Regions from separate parts of the Homo sapiens genome. Here region 1 is linked to region 2. Evidence: chromatin contacts called from ENCODE Hi-C or POLR2A ChIA-PET data. All regions are on one chromosome and are shown on one strand. Each heading gives the region's core, a stretch centred on a gene start or an enhancer-like site at or near the end of the contact. The rest is flanking DNA. Distances are from core to core; before and after follow the strand shown. Region 1 holds the start of TSC22D2 (TSC22 domain family member 2). Region 2 holds the start of ATP1B3 (ATPase Na+/K+ transporting subunit beta 3).

Region 1 (4,607 bases), core at 1,924-4,423, 8.5 Mb before region 2:
TTGACATCAGCATCAGCAATCTAAATCAATTTTACCAAAAACTAAATTTTGTATTTAAAAATGCTAAGGGCCTCCGTTGACAACAATCTCCCAAAGTTGCATCCTAAGCTACAATGTTGGCCAAGCATTTCTATCAAATATTTAAAATAGAGATTTCCATACCTGTCTTCATCACCATCAACAGGAATAGCTATGCTGAATACAGAGGTGGCCAGACTGTTCATAGGTGTTAACTGAAGGGGGTTTGCCAGGGAATCTGCAACAGGCGGCTTCACAACAGGCTTATTTTCAGCAATGAGAGAAAGTGGTGGTTGAGGTAGGGGTTCTGATTTTCTTCTAGTATCGTCGACTTGCCCGACTAAAGGCTGGGTCTGAGTTTGAAACTGGCTTAGGTCAGACTGTGGTAGACTTGTTGGTGCGCTGTGTGTGCCTGGCGCTAAGGGCAGCCCAACATGCTGGATTATGCTGCTGCTCCTGCTGACTGGCGTATGGCTGCTCAGCTGTTGCGACTGGGCCAGAGGCGCGGGTACATTTGGCATAGTAACAGAAGTGGTAGACACACTAGGCACGCTTGGAGCGGGCACGGCTGCAGGCACGTTTGGAACTCCGGGCACCACGGCGTGAGGGCCACCAGGTACGGCTGACAGCGGACCACTGCCACCCATCTGCGGCGGAGGCACGGACTGGGGCTGCCCAGCCCCGGCAGGACCGAGGCACGGCTGCACCACGCCTCCCACAGTAGCCGGGGGCACTCCAGTCGGCTGACAAGGCGCGACCTGCCCGCCTTGCGCTGGTCCCGTCCGGGGGGCCATGGCTTCGCTGGGCTGGGAAGACGCGCCCATGAGCTGCGCGCCCACCGAGGAAGCATTCTGGCCGGTGCCCACGGGAAGGGTGGCCGCCGTGGCGGGGCTCGCTGCGGCGCCGGTGGACGAGGGCTGCGCGGGGCTTGGCGGCTGCAGGCCGGCCACGTGCTGCTGCAGGTACTCACTCTGGCCGGAGGGCTGGACGGGCAGCAAATGTCCGGGCGGTATCTGAGGCTGAGGATACGCGAACTGCTGGGGCTGCTGCGCCGCGGGGGCGCCCACTGCAGGGCCCGGCTGCGGAGGCAGGGACATAGCCGGCTGCGCCAGGGTTACATTCGTCGGCGGCAGAGTCTGTCCCCCGGGCCCCGCTCCCTGGGGCTGGCTGGGCTGCGCGGCTGCCATCATTGGCTGCGGCCCGGTCGCGGCTCCCGGGAACGGCGGCAGCGGAGCCGAGCTTTGAGCCACAGCCCCACCTACGGGTGGCGGCGGCGGCTGTGGCTGCCCAACGCTAAAACTCTGCGGCTGGGCCGGAGTGGGCTGGCTCATTTTCTCCGACGGGGGTAGCTGTGACACAGCAGTCAAGGAGCTGTCAGTTCCCGACTCGGGCCCGTGCGCCCCCTGCATGGAGGCCACTACTACCACCACCGACCCTCCGGTGGCGCCCAGGCCGCTGTCCCGCTCCGCAGTCTGGTCAAAAGTACTGCTGTGTCTAATGCAATCCCCGGATCTAGTCAGGACGCTGCTGTCTGAATCCCTCTCATAGTATTCCATACACGTCCATCGGCCGCGTCTATAGGGCTCTCCGCTCCCGTGGTCCAGCTTGATCACGCGAAAACGGGAACTACATGTGGTGGGAGGCTGAGATGGGGCTGCAGTCACTGGCCCGGCGGATGAGCCCGCGAGCTGGGGGCCGCCGGGTGCTCCGGGGGCGGGGGCCGAAGTGGCAGCCGCCGCCAGGGTACTGGCGAGCGCCCCAGACACGCTCCGGGCCGAAACGACTCCTCCTCCGTTGGCGGGAGCAGCAGCCGCCGCTGCCAGCTGCCCATCTAGGAGGAGGTTTGGGGAGACGGTCCCGGGAGTCTCCGCATCCCCAACATTGTTAAGCGTCTCTTCGGAAGAGCTGCGCTCGCAGACCTCCTCAGGGCCATAATCCGTGGCCCGAGAGACGTCGAAAATCTCGGAGGAGACGTCCTCTGTGCGTGACTCGTCCGGGTCGTCCAAGCTCTCGGTGTCCTCGGTGATGCTAGTGGCCACCTGGGCCGTGGTGACACTGGTGATCTGGAAGCAGCTCTTCTTCTTGGCCGGCATCTTGGACATGGTGAAGAAGGCTGGAGGGCAGAGAGGCACGCCGGCTCCTCTGGGTCCTGTCGGAAACCGGGGAGGGCAGAGCACGGGCCCCCAAAGACAAAGTCCGAGTCTGCGCTGGGGTCTGAGGCCCGCCGCTGTTAAGAGTCACGGGCTGATCCAGGCGCTGGCCGCCCGGTGAGACATCCTCCTCCTCGTTTCCTTCTCTGTGTCGGTCTCTTCGGCTCTGCCCCCGTCTCAGTCCCGCGGCGGCTCCTCCTTCCTTTTTAGCTCTCGCAGCCGCGGCGCCTCAATTCAATTCCCTCAGAGGCGGCGAGAGCGCGAACCCAGGGGCGGGCCGGCTGCTTCCTCTCTCGTCTCCGGGCAGCCGTGGTCAGTCCAGCTCGGCGCTCGGCGCGGTCAGCAGGCCTTGGCTGGGGGTGGGAGTGGGAGGGCGAAGAGGAGGAGGAGGAGGCGGTGGCGGCGGCGTGAGGGGCGGTGCTGCCCCGCTCGGGCTCCTCAGGCCGGTGCCGGCGTCAGCGCTGGGCTCTCTGACTGAGGGAAGGAGCGGCGAGTCCGGAGTCGGAGATGCCTAATTCAGCCGGGAGCCGCGGGCCGGAGCTGGCTGAAGGTCCGCGGGCGGGCGGTGGGGCTGTGGCGCGGGCAGGCGGCCCTCCCTCCCCGGCTCTAGCCGGAGCTCAGCCCCAGGGACATGTCGACTGCCTCAGGCGGAAACCCGCTCTGGGGGAGGGGAAAGCCGGCTCGGTCCTCCCCTTACAGGGGGAACCACCCCTGCGGGCGGGCGGCGACGGCGGTCTCGGCCTCCCCTCGCGGCTTCTCTCAGAGAGGGGCGGCGGCGGCAGACCGCTGGCACGGGACCGGAGGCGCCCCGGCTGTGTGAGGTAGCGGTGGTGGCTTCTCCGGCTCCTCCTCGGTGCGCCCAATTCCTAAACCCCGAAGAAACTGAAATTCAAACTGCTGAAGCGGCGGCTGCAGCTCCCTCCGCTGGGCCAAGATGGGGCTGAAATGGCCGCGCCAGGGATGCTGGGAGGAGCAGCAGCCCCGCTGCCGCCGCCGCTGCCGACTAAAATGCCGCCGCTGCCGCAGCCACCGCCAGCGCCGCAGCCGCCGCCGTTCCGTGACGCACCGGCGTCGTGACGTCACCGCTCCGCCCCCTCCGGTTTCCTGCAGTTTCGCGTGGAACCTGGGGTGGGGGGCAATGGGCGGGGCTAAAGGTTAAAAAAGGGAGCGGTTTCTTTATTTAAAATTTTTAAAATTTAAATTTTGTGTTGTAGGTTCTTTAAGCATTGACGAGCTAAAGACCATTTTAAATTCTAAGCCTAGGGAAGCTTACAATGGAACTAATCAGATGTTTTTATGTCGGTTTGTTCCGAGACAGTGGAAGACTGGAGGTCATGTGCTTGTGTCTAATGTTTAGCAAAATCTTAGTGAAACGAGGGCGATAGGAATGGGGGCTGGGGAAGACTTAGATGGGATAAAAAGAGGTGCGGCTGGAAGAACTAAATCACTTTAAAACTTCTGAAAATAAATGTTGACCATTGTAGTCAGAGGAGTAAAATGTTCAGAGAAATGGGGATGATTAAACAAGAACGGCAAGCCAGATTGAGTCAGAAAATTATCTTCCTGCCAGAAATTCTGTCTCCCACAACGGCATCAGGGGGTGGTTACTTGCCCAGGGTGTAGTCAGTTTTTAAAAAGCTTAAGGGTTACCAACATATTCCTAAATTTCCTGAATTTGCTGTGATTCCAGGATTCATTTAAACTCTTGAGACTGTTTTACTTTCGGCACGAAATCAGCTCATGGGCTTTATAAATGTAGAACCTACTGCATTATAGTTCTTCTTTTTGTTTATTCTAAAACTGTTAGTAGCAGCCAGCGTATTATATGATTTGGATTGGGCCATGAACAACCGTAACGAGTGATAAAGCACCCTTTCCTGTTCCAATGCAAAGAACAACTATGAAAAGAAAGTACTGGCAAATTTATCATCTTGTAGTTAGTTCCTGGCCAAAGAAAATGGTAAGGCCATTCTTTTAAGCAGTTAAAAAAAAATGGGGATGGGCTCTTAAACTTTGGCATGCTAAGGCCATTCTTTTAAGCAGTTTAAAAAAATGGGGATGGGCTCCTAAACTTTGACATACTAAAGCAGTCGTCATTTAGGTAAAATCTAAGTCTTAATGGAAATCGTGATTTCATATCTACTGCAGCGTTAGCAATCACATAATGATAACTTAAATCAGTAAATCGTTGAACTCGGTTCTCTAATCTTTGAAGAATAGAAATACTTTTTATCCCAAAAGATGTTTTGAGAATTAAATTTGCAGAGAATTTTTTAGGTCTTTAGTTGTAATTTATAGAGCTAGGTCTTTTAACTTTAGTGGAAACCATGCCCTCCAAACCCAAGTGACTGGAGTCAGAATGTGAAATAAGACGACATAAAATCCCTATTTCTTAAGGGGCTGGGCGAAAGTAATGGAACAAAATGTAACGTTATGCTA
Region 2 (4,740 bases), core at 292-2,791:
AATTTTACACAAGGCAAAAATCACAACCTCTCTGGGTCTCATTTTTCTCATCTCTAAAGTGGGGGTTGGGCTAAAAATCCTCCAAGGCCCCTTTCAGCTTGTGATAAGACTTCAAGTCGCCTTTTCACCCTGAAGGAGTCCATTTCAGTCTGCACCAACAGTTTATTTTCTGAGTCACAGCTTATTTCTCCATGCTTATCCTAAAAATGTTGTGCCCAAATAGTTCTAAGCTCTCGAGATTTATTCCCACTCAGAAAGAAATGGTCTTTCAAGACCCACTAACAAAATGTTTCAAAAGGATTTAAAAAGGTAAAATTAGTTTACTTAAGTATAAAGGCAAAAAAAAAAAAAAGCTCTAGCCTGCATTCAGAGATTGATACAATTTTAGGAAAAAAAGGCATCCTAAAGCTACTCTACACGGTAGATGGTTTAAATATATTAAAACAAAGAGCTCACGCATAGAAAAAATCTGCTAACATACAACCATCACTCTCCTGTTTTGAAGACACGGGAAAAAAAAAAAAAACCTGTGTTGTTCAGACAGGATTTACTTTCCCCAAAGAAGCAAATTTGTAAGGAAGAAAACCTCTGTAATTAAAAAGGAATCCGGGAGGAACCAACCTTTTTAAGGGCCTTTTCACTGTCCAAATTCAAGTGCATTTTCTTGTACAATGTACTTCTGTGATTAACTCACCGCTACACGTTTAAGCAACCCACACCCACACTTAACACTCAGTCGCACTCTTCCGACCGGTCGGGGTGGCAGCGTGGACGAGTCACAAGATAGCGGCGGGAGTGGAAATTTCCTCTCCCCTGGAGTGGGGCAGGGTCTGGCTTCTCCGAACCGCTCAGCGGGCCGGGCGCCTCCGCCAGGGCCTCTCGGGCCGGAGCGCTCCGTACAAAGGAGGCCCGGGGGCTCGGCTCCTGCACTCTCGGGGCCCGGCTTCGGGCAGGGGTCCCCGGCTTCCGGCGCCGCGCCGGGCGGGAGGCCCGGGCAGCACGTGCGCCCCGCTCCCAGCAGGGAGGGAGGAACCAGCGCGGCCCGGCCGGGCTGCCCGCGGGCCCCGCTGCTTCGGGAGCGAGCTGCGGCCAGTCCGGCCGGCCCGGGGAGCAATGAATGGGGCCGCACTGCGCCGCCGCCGCCCGGGTTAGGGTCGGGCGGTCGGGAGCCCCGGCGCTGGGAGCCGCCTCCCGCCTTTCCGTTCCCACCAGACCGCGCCCGGCGCCCCCGGGACCGAGGCCGGCCCCGGACGCCCAGCTGCTGCCCGCTCACCCCAGCTCTTGGCGGTGCGCCCCAGGAATTCTCCGGTGGTCGGGTTGTAGATGAAGAGCTTCCACTCGGCCAGGCTCTGGTTGAGGGACTTCTTCTCGTTCTTCGTCATGGTGTGCGCGCGGACGGCGAGAGGAGCTGCGGCCGCGGGGATGGAGGCGGCGAGGGCTGCGGAGGCGCGTCCCGGCTCCGGCGGCGCAGCCCGGAGACGGCAGTGAAGGGTGGGACGGCCGAGAACACCTCCTCGTTACGGGGAGTACTCGAGCCGACTGCGCCGCGCCGCGCCGGGCGGCCGCTTGGGCCGCGGGAGCCTGACGTCTCCGCCCGCCGCAGCCAATCCCCGCGCCGCTCGGCCCGCGCCGCTGCCGCCTCCCGCCAGCGGCCGGGGCGCTGCCTGAGGCGGCGAGGGCGCCCCACCCCGCCCCGGCCCCGCCCCGCAGTAGCCTCGGGGGCTCCCTCAGCCTGGGTCAGAGGAAGCGAGAAGAAAGTCTAAAAATCCGAAGGTTTAGTCGCACGCACGTTTATAATAATAGCAAAAGGCGGGCGTCCCCGCGCCGCAGGTTGCTTAGGAGGAGGACTGGGTTTCCTGGGCGTTCCTGGGCGCCGGGGCGCTGAGAAGATGCTACCCGCGGCGGGCGGGTGCGGAGAGCACGAAAACGACTCCAGTCGGCCCGCGGCTTCCTCTCTGAGGGAACTTAATCGTCCCCTCCCCGAACTGCCTCCCCGACCGTCCCCAGGCGTTCTCTGGGCTCTGTGACGTTCCTACAGGACGCTCTCTGGGCTCTGTGACGTTCCTACAGGACGCTCTCTGGGCTCTGTGACGTTCCTACAGGACGCTCTCTGGGCTCTGTGACGTTCCTACAGGACGCTCTGCGGGGGATCGCGCGGGGCTCCCACAATGTACACGGTGCACTGCTGTTCTGAGAACGTCCTCGCTTGGCTCCCTTGAAGGGTTCAACCGGGAGCCTCGGGTCAATGGGAATTCCGTTCTAAATATGCCAGTGAATGGAGTATAATTTTTCTCGGGATTCAGTTGAATTTATCAATGAAATCTAAATACGTGCTTTCCCAAGGGTCCTGGCAACTGAAAGCTCCCAGCTTTTGCCCAGACGCTCCTACTCTTAACCCACAGGAAAGGAACACTCGTTGGAGGGTCCACGCCTGTGTAGTGTCGCCGGCTTTTCATCTCCCCTGTAGAGATCGCGGCCCTTGGGCGGAGCTGAGGGTGCCGGTAGCGTTTTCCTCCGCGAGATGGAGCTGACGAGTACGGGAGGGGGGGTGCCCTCAGACTCAGCGACAGGATAAAAGACTTTATAGGAATTTGCACAGAAGGTGCGGGGTGGGGGAGGTTGTTGTTGTTGTTGTTTATTTATTTATTTTTAGAAAAAAGCTCTGCCTCCGTTTTATTAGCAAATAAAAATTATGGAGAAATGTAATAGCCATCTTATTGTTTGGAGTGATGAATTATAATCTGTCTGGAAGTTTAAACAGCCTGCAAATGGATGAATTTTCCTTTTTCCTCACTTTTCTTACCAAAGCAAGAAATAATGAATTATACCTCCCACAAATGGAAAAGTGGTAAAATATATTCCTATAAAGTGCTTTTTTCACGCTTAAAAAAGCTAAATTTATAATTATGACATTGAAAATAACCAAAATCCATTTACGTTTTGAGCTAATGACACCAAAAGATTTGTAGAAGCATGTTGGAGAGTTTGGCATGAAATGAGTATTAGAAATAGCAAAGCACCATGCAAGCAGACTGGAATGCACTTCTTTAAATCATAGGCAAGATTGAAAGAACTAAAGAATGTTACCTGCCGGGCGCGGTGGCTCACGCCTATAATCCCAGCACTTTGGGAGGCCGAGGCAGGCGGATCAGGAGGTCAGGATCGAGACCATCCTGGCTAACGCGGTGAAACCCCGTCTCTACTAAAAATACAAAAAAATTAGCCGGGCGTGGTAGCGGGCGCCTGTAGTCCCGGCTGCTCGGGAGGCTGAGGCAGGAGAATGGGGTGAACCCAGGAAGCGGAGCTTGCAGTGAGCCGAGATCCCGCCACTGTACTCCAGCCTGGGCGACAGAGCAAGACTCCGTCTCAAAAAAAAAAAAAAAAAAAAAAAAAAAAAAAAAAAAGAATGGAAGTAGTTAACTATTTTCAACTCATTACAAATATAACTACAGGTTAGAGGAAACCTAAAATACTGGTAGAGTTGATAACAGGCTTTTTCATTTAGGTAAGAAAGAAAGATATTTAGAATGAAACAAAACCTGTCCGCTTCATTTACATTGTGTGTGTGCATGTATGTGTGTGTGCGCTAATAATAAGCGTGCTTTGATAACTAATCACCTGGCACACAAAGAAAACGTGGTAAACAAGAATATTATGAAATAGTGTTTCAAAGATATTGGCTGCTGTCAAGGATTTGTAGTTTGTGTATGTGTGTGTGTATATATATATATATATATATATATATTTTTTTTTTTTTTTTTTTTTTTTTTTTTTTTTGAGATGGAGTCTTGCTCTTGTCGCCCAGGTTGGAGTACAGTGGCTCGGATCTTGGCTCACTGCAACCTCTGCCTCCCGGGTTCAAGCAATTCTCCTGCTTCACCCTTCCAAGTAGCTGGGATTACAGACGCACGCCACCACGCCCAGCTAATTTTTTTATTTTTCAGTAGAGATGGGGTTTCACCATGTTGGCCAGGCTGGTCTCGAACTCCTGACCTCAGGTGATCCGCCCGCCTCAGCCTTCCAAAGTGATGGGATTACAGGCATGAGCCACCACGCCCAGCCTGTTAGTTTGTATATGTTTAATGGTCATTAATATGACTTTCATATTTAGTGCTTTGTGGTTTTCCAAATAAGGATTTAAATACAAATATATAATTCAGTAAGCAGTTTTGAAACACATGACTAGTTCAGTATAGTAACTAGGTCCAACAGATTTCAGTTTGGTGAAATTTTTACATTCTACTCCAAAACATGGAAGCTATTTGTTTCTCTGATATATGGTAACTTGAGCATTACCTGGAAGAGAAAATCCTGTGTGTACTGGGAACCACTGGTCTACCAAGTATGAGCAGATAACATTTAATTACAGTTACATTCTCTGTCAGTTTATTTTACTCTAAGTTTCTCCTTTGAAGGAGAAGTTACTTCGCTAGAGAAAATACAGAATGCCTACCTAAATTTAAGTCCAGATGGATGATGGATTTTTTTTGGTATACATTCCATGCAATATCTGGGACATAGCTACTCCCCCAAAATTATTCTTGTCTGTCTGAAATTCAAATTTAACTAGAAATCTTGTTTTTGTTTTTGTTTTTTTGGAGACGGAATTTGATCTTGTCGTCCAGGCTAGAGTGCAATGGCGCAATCTCGGCTCACTGCAACCCCTGCCTCCTGGGTTCAAGCGATTCTCCTGCCTCAGCCTCCCAAGTAGCTGGGATTACAAGCATGTGCCACCTCACC

What was found. Hi-C counts contacts between places; a loop is a spot of excess contacts on that map. ChIA-PET counts read pairs that join two places held with the same protein, here RNA polymerase II (POLR2A). Pooled maps may share reads with other maps.
Region 1: a loop to region 2 is called in a map of CD4-positive, alpha-beta memory T cell, with 21 times the contacts of the local background. The contact joins the promoter of TSC22D2 here to the promoter of ATP1B3 in region 2. A Hi-C loop is called at or near these places in 2 of 168 maps with a recorded cell type or tissue (CD4-positive, alpha-beta memory T cell and naive thymus-derived CD4-positive, alpha-beta T cell) and 4 of 50 pooled maps. POLR2A ChIA-PET finds 5 or more read pairs at or near these places in 1 of 52 experiments (activated B cell).

Annotation. Positions count from the first base shown.
Region 1 is chr3:150,406,864-150,411,470 of GRCh38, reverse strand. TSC22D2 (TSC22 domain family member 2) reads right to left here and starts at 3,173. Exons shown (of 3, transcript NM_001303264.2): 1 at 163-3,173. The coding sequence starts at 2,120. RefSeq lists enhancers at 477-1,356, 2,063-2,112 and silencers at 1,103-1,382, 1,643-1,812, 2,483-3,082.
Region 2 is chr3:141,873,444-141,878,183 of GRCh38, reverse strand. ATP1B3 (ATPase Na+/K+ transporting subunit beta 3) reads right to left here and starts at 1,541. Exons shown (of 7, transcript NM_001679.4): 1 at 1,274-1,541. The coding sequence starts at 1,382. RefSeq lists silencers at 747-1,316, 1,587-1,716, 2,587-2,646.